Linked DNA regions of Homo sapiens: region 2 is linked to region 1. A link is a loop called in an ENCODE intact Hi-C map of the cell type or tissue named here. Cell type or tissue: GM12878. All regions are shown on one strand.

Evidence for each region. A loop is a pair of places that touch in the nucleus more often than their neighbours do. Peaks named below come from ENCODE experiments on the same cell type or tissue, not always from the same donor. Only the 100,000 strongest peaks of a DNase experiment are listed, where the experiment ranks them.
Region 2: a loop joins it to region 1, with 7 times the contacts of the local background. A loop is called at or near these places in 1 of 110 quality-filtered maps.

The regions. Positions count from the first base shown.
Region 1 is chr13:47,144,104-47,152,103 of GRCh38, forward strand. No RefSeq gene overlaps it. Among named protein-coding and RNA genes, the nearest start is that of HTR2A, 250 kb to the left of the region's middle. In GM12878, no CTCF peak of the experiment used is centred here; a DNase peak (open chromatin) is centred at 3,078.
Region 2 is chr13:46,958,736-46,966,735 of GRCh38, forward strand. No RefSeq gene overlaps it. Among named protein-coding and RNA genes, the nearest start is that of HTR2A, 66 kb to the left of the region's middle. In GM12878, a CTCF peak has its summit at 4,019 (motif pointing right); a DNase peak (open chromatin) is centred at 3,206.

The sequences.
Region 1 (8,000 bases):
GAAAGTGCTGCAAGTATGGGTTTGGGAGTTACAAATACATTTTAGTGGACAGGCAAATTCACAAATATGAAATCTGTGAATAACTGTGATCTACTGTAGTAGTTTTTGTGCCAGCCTGAATAAATTCTTGTGTTGACTCCTGAAAACATAAGTGAACTTGATCAAAGTGTAACGTTTTGAGACTGGTTTTTACGTGTGTCTTGTAGAATCAAGACCTGACCATGTTTCTGCTCCTACCCTCCCGCTCCTTTCACTTAAGTTCTCCTGTGGACTCATGTGCCTGGTTGAGGTCCCTGAACATGGCAGAGTCCCTTGTGACTTTGGGCTCTTCTCCATAGTGTTCCCACTATGATGGGACAGTGCAGAACCACTAAGCCTGCAGGCTCTGGAATCCCACAGCCTGGGTATGACACCCAGCTCAGCCACTTACAAAACATGTGACCTGGAGCAAGTTCTGTAACCTCTCTGGCTACAGTTTCTTCTTCTATAAAATTGTGATAATAACGGCATTTACCTCGGAAGATGTTTTGAAAATTAAGGAGATTATGTCTTCAAAACACTTCCCACAATGCCTGGCACATAGGATCATTCCGTGTTTTTCTGCCTGGTCAGATTCCATTTGAAGCCTCAATGTCCATTCCTTGGTGAACACATCGCTAACTCCCCAGGCACAACTAGTCATTTTCCCCTATGCTTCTGAATCACTTTAGTTCATGACAATCACAGCACTTGAGGAAATGCTGCATTGCTGACAACCTCCTTCCCTGTGCAACTGTGAGTTTCCTGATGGATCTTCTCTTTTTTTTCTTTTTCTCTTTCTTTTCTTTCCTTTTCTTTCTTTTCCTTTTCTTTCTTTTCCTTTCTTTCTTTCTCTTTCTTTCTTTTTCTTTCTCTTTCTTTCTCTCCCTTCCTTCCTTCCTTACTTCTTTCTCTCTCTCTCTCTCTCTCTTTCTTTCTTTCTTTCCTTTTTAGATGGAGTCTCTCTCTGTCATTCAGGCTGCAGTGCAGCGGCACAATCTTGGCTCACTGCAACCTCTGCCTCCTGGGTTCAGGCAATTCTCTGCCTCAGCTTCCCAAGTAGCTGGGATTATAGGCACCCCCCCACCACGCCTGGCTAATTTTTGTATTTTTAGTAGAGATGGGGTTTCACCCTCTTGGCCAGGCTAGTCTTGAACTCCTGACCTCATGATCCACCTGCCTCAGCCTCCCAAAGTGCTGGGATTACAGGCGTGAGCCACTGCGCCCAGCCTCCTGATGGATATTTTCAATCTTTGCTTCCCTGGTGTCCATCAGGGAGCCAGACACACAGTAGGTGCTCAACAGTTGCTAAATACATGAGTTAATATATAAATATACGTAATTACAATTACAACTCATAAAAAGTAGTGGCTTGAACAATTGGAAGGAAAACTGTTGAGCAAATACAAAATATCTGGTCCTTTTTGAATTTAAAACATAGATACTATGTTAACTTAAGATTAAACATATACAACAAATTATGTATTTTATACCCTAACTCTGCAGAATAGGGTTTCTCAAGTTGTAACTACATGGAAAGTTTGTGAATTTTGTAGGTTCCTAAAATCCACCCCAGATCTACTGAATATGCATGATGTTTAATAAGCTGTCTGCCTAAAGCTTGGTCACCACTCTGGTGGCAGCTGCTCAAACTCCTCAGGGTAATCTTCTGAAACAGTAGGATACATTAGGATGTAAGTACCCTGGTACGGGCAGGGACCATGTGTGTTTTGTTCAGTATTGTGCCCTCTTATCTGAACTAGTATGTAACACACAGAAAGAGCACAATAATTAGTTACTGGTTAAACAAATGAATAAATAATGCAGATAAGAAGCAAATTCATAGTCCCCATAAACACTTTGGATTGTATTACCGAAGTGGAGTCCCAAATTCACCCATTCTCAGACTTCAGTGCAGGTAACAATCCCTATTTAAAAGAAAGCTCCAAGACTCACTCTCTGAAGATTCCGATTCAGTAGGTCTGGGGGGTGGGGCTGAAAGTCTCCATTTGTAACATGATCATAGGTGATTCCAAGCAAAGTGATCACTGTTACACACTTTGAAAAATGCAGTACATCATCCAGGCAATGGCCCAACAACCAAATCAAGTGTAAACAAAACTGTGGTGTGTGGTTCAGTTGTGGGGTGCATAGCTATCAATGCAGAGAGGAGTTTGTATGTAGTATTTAATACTTGTATTAGTCAGAGTTCTCTAGAAGGACAGAACTAACAGGATAGATGTACATATAAAGTGGAATTTATTAAGGAGTATTGACTCACATGATCACAAGGTGAGGTTTCACAATAGGCTATCTACAAGCTGAGGAGCAAGGAAGCCAGTTCAGGTCCCAAAACCTCAAAAGTAGGAAAGCCAACAGTGCAACCTTCAGTCTGTGGCTGAAGGCCTGACAGCCCTTGGCAAATCGCTAGTGTAAGTCCAACAGTCCAAAAGCTGAATAACTTGGAGTCTGATGTTCAAGGGCAGGAAGCATCCAGCATGGGAGAAAGATGAAGGCCGGAAGACTCAGCAAGTCTGCTCTTTCCACCTTCTTCTACCTGCTTTATTCTAGCTGCATTGGCAGCTTATTAGTGATGCCCACCCAGACTGAGGGTGGGTCTCCCTCTCCTGGTCCACTGACTCAAATGTTACTCTCCTTTGGCAACACCCTCACAGACACACCCAGGAACAATACTTTGCACCCTTCAATCCAATCAAGTTGACACTCAATATTAACCATTATAATACTCAGTCTAATAAAACCTGTAAACAATGTTGAACTCAGGGTATTGTGAGCTCTGCAGTGTTGTTCCAATAAATACACAGCAACCCATATGTGTTCCCATTATGTTTAGAGTAAGAAGTGTCATTTAAATTCTCATCTGGACCTTCATTCTCTTCCTGACAGAGGAGGAGCATGACAGGGCAAATGTGGACGCTGCTCATCCTCTCCAGTATATACAATGTTTAATCATTGAAAGAAAATAAGAAGAATGATAGTGAAACCATGACCTCCCAAATGTCTTTCACTTCACTGGCTGTTGTGGTTATTGCAGTACTTTTCTGATGGCTCTTGTCTTGTGAAACTTGTTTTTTACCTCTGTCTACAAGACTTATGGTTCTGAAGCTTTTCTTAATATAGCTTAACTATTTGGTCTCTACTCATAATTTCCAACTTGGCAGTGGGGGTTTGCCCATTCTCTGTTCTCTGTTTCTTGCTATCAGCTGAGGCTTCTCAGCTCTCTTCCATCCCTCAGAAAGAAGGTCTGAAATTATTATGTAATCCACATGGATACAAACCCAGTGCGGAACCTCATGTGAAGTCTTCAAGCTCTCAGCCTTGTCAGCTCAATCTTCCCTCATTTTCTGGTAGGGATAACAGCAGGACATTATGTTGATTCTCTGCTAGGATAGATCACTTCCTCTCTGGAGTTCTATAATCTCAAGGTGTATGCATCATAAACTGAAAGCATCAATGTAGATTGGAAAACTTGCTACACCCACCTGCTGCTCTGCTTGCTACTTTCCAGGCATTTAAAGGAGAACAGGCCTGTGGGATGAGTGCAGGTGGTGTGTAAAAACTAAAAGAGTTCCTGTATTGGCAGCAGTGGGAAGAGGGAAGCAGAAAAACCAGATGGAAGTTTACTGCCTCTGGGCTGCACTTACCACAAAGTAATTCATATGCACTTTTGCCTTTATCTGCAGCTTTGAATGTAGGCATATTTATTTTAAATCTCCAAGGAGCTCTTGTGTTTGATGGATTAAAAAATGTTTAATTACATTTACAGCCTTTCCATGAGGTAGATATGGAAAGCCATTCCATTTGGTTTACTGATTAGTGGCGTGGTAAATTACTCCATTAGAACAGTGCTATAAATAATAAAAATGGCATTTTACTGCACGATGTTCTATCCTCTTCTTGTGCTATCATGACCATTATACCAGAGTCAAATGATTTCATGAGATTTCCAGCAAGACAATGTTTTAGAAAGCCTGGAGTTTGCCTCAGGAGATCTAGATTTCAGCTCTTTAATATTGCTCAGCGGGATTAATATTATCAGATTTATAATTTCACTGACATTATTTAAAAAAAAACATGGATAACAGCAGCTTCTTTGCCTATCTTAGCATTGCTGAGGATCAAATGAGATTCACCTTCTTACTGATTCAGTCTTGGGAGGGTGTATGTGTCCAGGAATGTATCCATTTCTTCTAGATATTCTAGTTCATTTGCATAGAGGTGTTTGTAGTATTCTCTGATGGTTGGTTGTATTTCTGAGGAGTCAGTGGTGATATCCTCTTTAACATTTTTTATCGTATCTATTTGATTCTTCTCTCTTTTCTATTAGCCTAGCTAGTGGTCTATTTGTTAACTTTAAAAAAAAAAAACAGCTTCTGGATTCATTGATTTTTTGAAGGGTTTTTTGTGTTTCTATCTCCTTCAGTTCCACTCTGATCTTGTTTATTTCTTTTCTTCTGCTAGCTTTGAGTTTTATTTGCTCTTGGTTCTCTAGTTTTTTTTAGTTGTGATGTCAGGGTGTTGATTTAAGATCTTTCTAGCTTTTTGATGTGGGCATTCAGTGTTATAAATTGCCTTCTTAACACAGCTTTAGCTGTGTGGCAGAGATTCTGCTACACTGTTTCTTTGTTCTCATTGGTTTCAAAGAACTTCGTGATTTCTGCCTTAATCTCATTATTTACCCAGGAGTCATTCGGAAGCAGGTTGCTCAATTTCCACGTAGTTGTGTGGTTTTTGAGTGAGTCTCTTAATCTTGAGTTCTAATTTCACTGTGCTGTGGTCTGAGAGACTATTTGTTATGATTTCAGTTATTTTGCGTTTGCTGAGAAGTGTTTTACTTCCAATTATGTGATTGATTTTAGAGTAAGTGTCATGAGGTACTGAGAAGAATGTATATTCTGTTGTTTTGGGGTGGAGAGTTCTGTAGATATCAGGTCCGCTTGATCCAGAGCTGAGTTGAAGTCCTGAATGTTTTTGTTAATTTTCTGTATCGATGATCTTTCCAATATTGATGGTAGGGTGTTAAAGTCTCCTGCTTTTATTGTGTGGGAGTCTAAGTCTCTTTGTATGTCTCTAAGAACTTGTTTTACGAGTCTGGATGCTTCTATATTGGGTACGTATATATTTAGGATAGTTAGCTCTTCCTGTTGAATTGAATCCTTTACCATTATATAATGCCCTTCTTGGTCTTTTTTGATCTTTGTTGGTTTAAAATCTGTTTTGTCAGAAACTAGGATTGCAATCCATGCTTTTTTCTGCTTTCCATTTGCTTGGTAAATTTTCCTCCATCCCTTTATTTTGAGACTATTTTGAGGCTTTGCACATGAGATGGGTCTCTTGACAGTAGCACACTGATGGGTCTCAACTTTTTATCCAGCTTTCCATTCTGTGTCTTTTATCTGGGGGCATTTTGCCCATTTACATTTAAGTTTAATACTATTATGTGTGAATGTGATCCTGTCATCAGGATGCTAGCTGGTTATTTTGCAGACTTGTTAATGTAGTTGCTTCACAGTGTCATTTGTCTTTGTACTTCAGGGTGTTTTTGTAGTGGCTGGTAACAGTTTTTCCTTTCCATATTTAATGCTTCCTTCAGGAGCTCTTGCAAGGCAGGCCTGGTGGTGGTGGATTCCCTCAGCGTTTGCTTGTCTGAAAAGGATTTTATTTCTCCTTAGCTTATGAAGCTTAGTTTGGCCAGATATTAAATTCTGTGTTGGAAATTCTTTTCTTTAAGAATGTTGAATATTGGCCCCCAGTCTCTTCTGGCTTGTAGGGTTTCTGCTGAAAGATCCACTGTTAGTCTGATGGGCTTCCTTTTGTAGGTGACCTGGCCTTTCTCTCTTGTTGCCCTGCTTTTCATCAGTCTCCGTGGGTTGCATCAACTGCCTAGTCAGTCCTAATGAAAGAACCTGGATACCTCAGTTGCTGGTGTAGGATTCACTCACTGTTTTCATTCTTCTCAGTGGGAGCCTCTGACTGTAGCTGTTTCTAGTTGGCCATCTTGGCCCCTCCCTTCTACAGTTTTGTTTTTGTTTTTGTTTTTGTTTTTGTGTTTTTGTTTTGTTTTGTTTTTGATAAGGAGTCTTGCTCCACTGCCCAGGCTGGAGTGAAGTGGCCCAGTCTCGGCTCACTGCAACCTCCACCTCCCAAGTTCAAGTGATTCTTCTGCCTCAGCCTCCTGAGTAGCTGGAATTACAGGTGTGTGCCAACACCCCCGGCTACTTTTTGTATTTTTAGTAGAGACAGGGTTTCACCATGTTGGCCAGGCTGGTCTCAAAATCCTGACCTCAAGTGATCCATTCGCAGCCTCCCAAAGTCCTGGGATTACAGGCATCAGCCCCCACTCCCAGCCCTACATTTTTTTTTAATGTAGGGGTTTTGTTTACAAATGAAACTACAGCTCTTTTTTTTAAAGACATTTCTTATTAAAGGAAAACAAGAACTAATTAAACTTTTTCTAAGCAAATGTGTTCTACTACAGCTCGTTAGTGAGAACATGAAGCTGGGGGTGCCATTAATGCAGAAGGAGATTATTATCCATCTGAGTGTGGGGGAGCTAAGTGTATCTTGCTGCTCTATTTTCTGCTACTTTTTGTTTTTGCTTTTTGTTTTGGTTTTGAGAGTTCATGTTATTTGCCTGTTTGTTTGAAAAGTCATACATGTTCATGGCAAAAACTCACATAGAAATTGAGTAAACCTTTAAGTCTCCTGTCCACCACAATTTTTTTTTCTGTTAGTCTCTTCCAGGAGACAACTATTATTTACTAGTTTCCCAGAGATATTCCATGCTTGTATGAATGTGTGTCTGTGCATATCCTTTTAAGAAAAATCACAAGTGGTGGTATAATGTACACATTGTAAAATGTACTTTGCATTTTTTTACCTGATTATATTATTTCATGATAATCTTTCCTTTCCAGTTCAACTTCTCACATTTTCTGAAGTTAATAATTATCTTGGTTTATTGTTTACTTACTCTTCTATGAACTTGTTATAAATGTAATGCCTAGAACCTTGCCAGTTGTCTAAATGTCTTCTACATCTATTCAGCCCATCAAATATCCTAACAGTGTTATCTTCTGGAGGCTTCAGATCTGTTCCTTTACGAACTGGTTGTCTTTTGTACCTAGTACGAGCTATCATCCTGGGATTGATTTTCATCATAATTTTGGGGATTCCATTGCCTCTCTTTTGTGTGTCTATATTTCTCCTTTCCCTTTCTTTCTACTTATTGGTTTACTCCATCATTTTGGTGCTGGATATTCACTCTCCTGAGGAAAAAAAATTGGATAGAATGTAAATTTTTGAGATGTTGAACATCTGAAAATGTCATCATTTTATGTTCACATTAGATTGATAGTTTTACTGATAGTTGGTGTACAGAAAAAGAGTTAACCTAGTAAGCCTGATAATGCTGCCCTTGGAAAGGCCTCCTTGCAGGGTTGTCCCTTAACTGTTGTCCGGGAACTTGGATTGTAAACAGTTCCTTACACTGATATAAACCTTCCTGGAATGATAAGAGTGCTTTACTATTCCTAATTTATTTGTGCAAACGATATGGTTTATGCGGAACACCTGCTTTCCTTTTGGGAAAATTCTATTTGGAATTTTGGTACATGCTAGGCTGAGGGTGCCTACATGACCAGTCCCCAGTGGGGGGAAAAAAAACAAAAACAAAAACACAAATGTGGGCAGTGCATCTCTAATGAGCTTTTCTGGTAGACAACATTTCACTCTTGGTATCACAATTAATTGCTGGAAGAGTTAAATATGTCACTTGTGACACCACTGGGAGAGGACTCTTGGTAGTTTCAAGCCTAGTATCCTCAGGACTTCATCCCATAGTGATTTTTTCCCTTTGTTGATTTTGTTTTGTGCCCTTTCACTGTTATAAACCATAGCAGTTAGTGCAACTATATCCTGAGTGCTGTGAGTTCTAGTGAATTGCAGAATCTGGGGAGGTG
Region 2 (8,000 bases), 190 kb before region 1:
GAGGTCAGGAGTTTGGGACCAGCCTGGCCAATATGGTGAAACCCCATCTCCACTAAAAATACAAAAATTAGTTGGGTGTGGTGGCACATGCCTGTAGTCCCAGCTACTCGGGAGGCTGAGGTAGGAGGATGGCTTGAATCCAGGAGGCAGAGGTTGCAGTGAGCCGAGATCTCGCCACTGCACTCCAGCCTGGGCGACTGAGCAAGACTCAGTCTCTCTCTCTCTCTCTCTATATATATATATACACACACACACATATGTATTTATAATAGCACATAGTTGAGTCATTCATGGAACTAAAATAGTTTCAACCAACAGATGGTTTTGTAATAAATATTTTTTGTAATATACGAATACTTAGAAATTGGCTTTAAGTAGGACTGATTTACCTAGCACAGTTATCTGTGGTCTCATAAAACTGGCTTAGTTTCATGAAATACCTTGTTTTCTCTCTAGTCAGTCCTTCAACTTCTAGTGCCTTACATTTTTTCAAAGAAGTAAGTGTGGCAATTCCCTATCTAGGAGCATAGACATGGATGGCTCACAATTACAGTAATCCTCCTATCCAGAATCATGAACCATACTTTATTTTCTAATTCTCTTAACTTCTGTGGTATAATTTTGCTTCACAAACCCTTCTAACACTACTTTTAGTTTGCTATGTGTAAATACTCTTTGGATGTAAAAACAATATTGAATTGTAAACTTTTGCTCTCTTTTGAAGGTCTCTGCTGAGCTTTTGAGATCTTGGTGTCAATGTAGGAGAAAATTCTAGTGGTTGACAAAATAATGTAAATAAGAGAATAAAAACATAGTAAATTGGAAAAATGAGCAGAAAGTCATACTTTTAAATACACATACATTTTTCTAGCTCAGATATTATTAAAAGAAGTCCAAAAGCACTTTTTATGTCATTTGCCCATCATGCTTTTCTTAGTGTGCCCTTAGGGCCCAGATTTTGTTTCGTCTCTAATTTTGTTCTCTACATAAAAGGGACCAAGTCTCATTGGAGGTATTTGACTTCCTGCCTTAGGGTGGGAAAACAAATCAAGATATTTGAGTACAGTTTCAATTATCCTGTTGTCAGGAGGCAAGAATTCTTTCAAAAATGTAAGGGGCAGTAAAAAAGAAAAAAAAAAGTGAAAAAGTCTGCTTAAGGGACTTCCTGGCCAGGTGTTGTGGCTCATGCCAGTAATCCCGACATTTCAGGAGGCCAAAGTGGGAGGATCGCTTGAGTCCAAGAGTTTGAAACCAGCCTGGGCAACATGACAAGACCCCATCTCTATTTAAGAAGAAAAAGAAAAAGACTTATAAGCATCAAATAATGATAACAATACTTATAAATTTGCATCTGCATAAAGTCATGAATTCATACTACAAGTAAAACAGGTCACTATTAAGTATATAAACGATAGTTATTCTATACAGTAAACTTGTATGTACTTGGATATTTAAAAATTTTTACTGAGTTTATAGCAGAAGTAATATTGTATGTTGGTATTCTGGTTCTTCTATTAATCTATTTTAACGAAGTATAGATATACTTTTATTTGTGTAAGCAAGAAAGAATTTCTGTACAAAGTAGGAACTCTATTATAAAGAACAGGGAGTACTGATTAGCACTGGTAATCATCTACAATAACCTAGTAAATTGGGTGAAAAATTAATCAGGCCCGTTGATGAAGAAGAATGGAGATTTTTAAATTTTTGTCTACAGTAAGTAAATCAGCCTAATCTTCTAAAGAAGTTAGCTGTTCATAGAGATTAAGCCCTAGATCAAGCCTGTCCAACCTGTTGCCTGGGACGGCTTTGAATGTGGCCCACAAAAATTCACAAACTTTCTTAAAACATTATGAGATTTTTTTGCAATTTTTAAAAAGCCCATCAGGTATCTTTAGTGTTAGTGTATTTTATGTGTGGCTCAAGACAATTCTTCTTCCAGGGAAGCCAAAAGTTTAGATATCCCTGCCCTAGATGGCTCCAGTAATTAGACTAAAAAAGTCTGGTAAGAAATACATACTCTTAAGGCCGGGTGCAGTGGCTCACACGTATAATCCCAGCACTTTGGGAGGCCGAGGTGGGTGGATCACCTGAGGCCAGGAGTTCAAGACCAGCCTGGCCAACATGGTGAAACTCTGTCTCTACTAAAAATACAAAAATTAGCCAGGTGTGATGGCGGGCGCCTGTATTCCCAGTTACTCAGGAGGCTGAGGCAGGAGAATTGCTTGAACCCAGGAGGCAGAGGTTGCACTGAGCCGAGATCACGCCACTGCACTCCAGCCTGGGTGACAGAGTGAGACTCTGTAACAACAACAACAACAATAAAAGAAATATATACTCTTGAAATAATGTCAGGAGACTAGGCCCATATATCATAGTGACAGACAATAGATTAGGGACCAGGACATCCAAAAATTTAAAAATACATAATTTTCAAAAAGATGTCAATTTTCATAAACTTGAAAGCTAAAACATTTATTATACAACAGGATTCATCCTGTGATGCTCAGTGTCATCTGTTAGAATCACCATAGCCTTTATAATCACACCTAAGATACAGATCCAGGGTCATGTAGCCAATAACTCAGAATCTGCACCCTTGACTTGTGTGAGACCATTATTTTTCTTCTGGGTCTGGCAAGATCAACAGAACTCTAAGAATAACCAAAAATGGGAGCACTAGCAATGTGTCAAAATAAGTCTAAAAATAAGAAACACGATTAAACCCATTTTAGAATTTTGATAACTAGCTTTAATGTAAAGGTATTAAGTTTTGTACTTACTGTTTTTGTACATGAATTGCTGTTTAACATGCTCGATATATTCAGAAGAATCAACCATACTAAATTTGTAACTACAGTTAAAATTACTTGAGGGAATTTAATTAATGAAATGTATAATCAGCATCTGAACAAAAATTGGTTTTCAAAGCTTTTATCAGATATAGGAATTTAATAAATTGGACCTTAAACCAAGTACCATAGTAGTATATATTTCTCTTCTTGAATAAAAACCCTTTGTTGTAATTGTTGTTGGTTCTCTAGAGAGAAGATGTTAAACTTAAAACCAACATCTACTCATAAAATTTAACTTGCTTTTCAAATCCTTTTTCTTCTGGTTTTAAGAAGCTGCAGCAGTGAAACCTAACCAGCATTATGACTCATCACACTGTGACTCCTCATCGTGTCCACCACCATCCCTTGGTTATGTAATTTCAGTCATTGCTGAAATGAAAGCAGAGGACCTCAAGCACAGTGAACAAGTTGGCTGTGCAGGAGCAGGAGCAGAATTGTCTTTTTCAGTATTAGACTTGCAACTTGACCCTCTACTTTGTTCATAGGATCTTAGATAATGGCCCGAAGCCAAAAAAAAAAAAAAAAAGGCATAAAATGAAACTTTTGAAATATTGGTCATGGATATTTGTTGTTTTGTCTTTCTTTGCCCCTTCTTTTGGGGTAACCCTTCTTTCTTCTATTTCACCCATGTGCTTCTTGTGGGAGCTAGACTTATAGCTCCTTACTTCTCCCCTCCAGGAATGGGCCTGTGTCACGTGAGGCACCACAGTTTTGCACCTTCTTGATCACAAAAATTCATTGAAGGAGGGAGGGCTGCTATATATAATAAAGCTGTAGGAGAAGTTTTCCTCCCAATCCCCAACCTCCACTTGGTCTTGATGGTTGAAAAGTGTGATCCCGGATGATGACAATGTGCATGATCTCTGACTCATGCAGAAGCTGATCCATGGTGGAATAAAGGGTGATGCAGAGAGAAGGAAGGCGGGAGCTGGAGAAGCAGGATGCTGTCAGTATTTCAGTCTCTGCTCCTAGCTCCTGAAGTCTCAGGAGCTGTCCTCATTCTTCTAGCACTATTCCAGTTTGGCGAGTATGCTAGCTGTTATGTCTCATATCTAAACCCACCCATCCTATTTTGTCCTACTTTGTGATAATGGATCTGGACTTTTCAGAATAGCTATTTTTCTTTGCCAGGTGGCTTGATGTTAGTCTCAGCCAATAGGTGGTGCTAAAGGGAGATAGCAAGACTGGGGAAGGAAGAAGGGGCTTTTCTTCTCCCTCTTCTTGTTGCCCTTCTAACAACAATATAGGGTGGATACTCTTATTCCCGTTGTGCGCATGGGAAAGTAAATCTAAGAACAATGAAATAACTTGCTCATGATCACACAATAGTAAATGGTGAAGGATTCTTTAACCCAAATATGCCTGTCATCGAAGTTCAGCTTTTTTCCATTTAGCTGTACTGTTTCTATGGGCAATAAAAGCTCACTGGGAAGATTTTTATTTGTATATATTGTATACAAATATATTGTATTACTTGTAAATATTGTCCATTGCACCTCAAATCAGTGGTGTGCTAGAGCTGGCTTGTGTAAATTCATAGGAGACAATTTTCCATAACTTTTCCCAATTTTGATCAGTGATGTATTGTTGGTAGCTTGAAATTAACTGGAGCAGGAGTATTTATACTGTGAAAATGGGCAAACACTATAAATCAGTTTTCTTCTCTGTAAAACTGGCTGTTAAGATATACCAACACACCACTGCTCCAAACTCTTGGATTTTTTAATGTACTTAAATATATAGACCAATTATTTTTTCCCCACTCATTTTGCTTTCTTGCAAATTGAATTGTTTATCATTTTTGATTCAATACTTGAAAACTCTTCCAGAATAGTTAAATTGCATGAATCCACATGGTATTCTTATAGATGAGCCAATTTTTTAAGGAAAATAAAGTTAAAATATTAATCAAGAGCCATATTTTCTCTTCAAGTACAGTTTCATTGCTATTATTTGTTTTGATTATAAATCATTCTTACTAATTATATATGAATTTTATATCACTTTTCCTAGAGTTTGTTAGATAAATTCAGATTTATCTGGATTGCTGTTGCTATCCTTTCTCTTTTTTGCTTCAAGTATATATGTACATACTTATTTTTAGTGACTAGGATTATATTTACTTTTCCTCACTAATTTCTTATTTAAGCTTATTAAGTATATATATATTAAGTATATAGTTCATATGTTCTCTAATGAGACTCATGTTCACTCTGGCATTTTTTATTGGCTTATTATATGTTTTGTTCAAACATTTATTTATTGTCAGGAAAGAAGTCCCATGCTCATAATGGACATCAAGGAGTAAACCTTCTGCAACTCCTTAAATGCCAAAGCTAGATAATAATCTAAATGAGGCAGTTTGTTATTTACAGCACAGCAAGAGCATCAACAGGGCAGTACCGGTTTCCTTGGCCCCAAATCCAACAGGCCACGCAATGAGCCCAGTGGGCAGCGGTTGGTGTTGCAGAAGAGGAACACAGGGCCAAGGACTCAGCACCTTTTATAGCAAGCAGGAAGCGAGCCAGATCCTTCTCCCACTTGGGGAGCAACAAGACACAACATAATCACATTGTGGTTGCCTTGACTACTTTATTTGCCTGTGTGATTAACTATGGAAACTGCTCAGCATTAGAGGACAGCCAGGCCTTGGCACAGTAGGCAAGGACATGAAGAGACCCTCAGGGCCCATGGTAGACTGCCTTTCTCAACAATCTACTCATTGGCCTTATATATTCCTGGCCAAACTCAAATTTTTCACATTAGAGATACTATCAACAAAATGTTGGTCAGCAGGATGAAGCCCATCTGCCGTATTGGCCTTAGCCATATACCATAGCATCCCTGGCTCAGCCTACTTAATAAGTCCCAGGGGGAACAAGCAGTTCTCATTTCAGATAACCATTTAGCTTCATTTCCTATGACATAGAGTGTTCCATATGACTAGCGTTAATCCAAACACAACACAGGGCGTAGGTGACTATGCACGCTCTTCCATATTCAGCCAGGATGCAGTCTAAGGGGCAGTCTCTTATCCATTATGATCCACACAAGGGAGTTTTCACTGGCCTGATGATCTTCTAGGGTTTGTGCTGTTTCATTAGCTGTAGTAACTGAGTTTAAGGATGGGTTCCTGATGACTGCCTCTCTGAATTTCACTCCTAGGGAACAGTACCTAAACTGCTGTATGGAATAAGGAGTCAGTATATTCCTGGTACAGCAGCCCTCTTTATTCTGTGTCTTCATAAAAGAAATGTAGAGCAAGGGGTGGTGTCAGTGTCAATAATTACAGAAGACAATAAATGGGCCAAAAATTAACCTCTTTCTCCAGTGGCAGATGTTCCATGGCCTACTCTCCTTCACATGTAAACATATGACTCATAAAGGCACAGGTCACTCCAATTCAGGATTTGTTCTTTAACTTGACTGGGATCACTGTTACATGGGTTTGGTTAAGTTTCATGGGCACGGTCACCATGTAGTTACAGACTGGATTGCCATATGTGGCATAACCCAAAGTTGCTTGGGCCTTAGGAGACACACATGAGTTCTTACCAGTCATATTGAAATAAGGTGTGACAGTCCATGTGTTTGTCATTTGGGAGAGAAGAGGTCCACATTTGGAGCTGTTCACAAAAGTGTGAAACACAGCAAAAAAATTATTGGATAGTCATGCCCACATGAATTTTTCTGTTCTCATAGCATGTGGAAGATGACAACAAACCCAGTAGTGAGTCATATTGCTGGCACAGCTGCTGCTTGACTCAAGAAGACCATATGATTGTTGCCAGGTGGGGCTAGATCTAGGGGACAAGTGAGGGACATTAAATGTTCTTTCCTCTCAACATTTCTCAGGGTCTAAGATCTTCCCTCCTTAGATGCCAGAGTTGTTTTTTTTCCTCCCTCACAGTCACAAAGTTTGTCCTACGGAAATAGCTGCAACTTCTTCCTTTGCTCAGTCCAGTGGGTTGGGTGTCATCAGGGCTGGGGAAAAGTGATAGAACTTGTAATGACCTGTGATGTCCCTATCATTGTCCAAGTGGGCCAATGGAGAGGTAATGTAGGGTTTACATATTCTATCAGCTGCTTATGCTCATAGTCTGTGAGCTGTCATACTCAGTAACTGAAATCAGGTGTAGTTCAGGCAACAGGTTGGAATCACCCACTTCATATTGTTTAATTGCTACCTTAAAATAAAACTTATTGGGCCCCCAGACACTAGAATCAATGGGAAAAAAGAAGTTGGGTATTCTCAGAATCACAGATATGGAGATCTGGTCTCTACATTCCATTTCCTCTCTTCCCTTTAGTCCTGATTTTCCTAAGCAATAATTTCAAAGGGCTTGTTTCTTTGTCAGAAACAGCTGCACTTAATGTCCTTACTGTCTAAGATGTTGTTTACAATGCTGACAACATGTTCTGTCAAGCAGTCTTTTTCAGTCAACTATTTAAATGTCTATTCTATCTCTTGATGATGCCAGCAGCCTCAGGATTGTAAGTGTCTGAAATGTGTATTGAATACCACGTCCATTTGCCCACTCTTAGGTGCCTTTTGCTGTGAGGATGCCATAGTCTTATTGTGAATATCTTGGCTCTCTCAAAAACATGGCATAGCTTTGTCTCAAATGTCACCCTGGTGTGGCCATAGCTGGAAAACTGTCAATGGGCTATTATACACCAGTGGTAGGAGTGAGTTAGCAGCAGAGTAACTGTGAGTCTATTGCGATGAGTGGACAGGGGACTTGAACTACGTACCCTCACTGGGGTGTAAGACTTTTGATCCTTTTGGGGACAGAGAGACCGGACTCATCCTGAGTCTTCCTTCTCTTAAAACTCTACCAAATCAGACTTCAGGAGTGCAGGGTCAGGCAGTGGAGGTACTGAAAGAATAGTTGGTTCTAAGGAAGCCACCCCACTTTTTGACTTCCTCTAGTAGAGTATCATTGATCTCCATGGAGGAAGTCATTCTATACAGGCCTTTTTCACTTCACTGGCCTTGGGGGAGGTCGCCATATGTGGGCTTCAACATAGTCATTGAAACAGAAATCCAAAGTAGGAAGCCTTATTGTAGAATAAGATTCTTTCTCGGCCGGGCGCGGTGGCTCACGCCTGTAATCCCAGCACTTTGGGAGGCCGAGGCGGGCG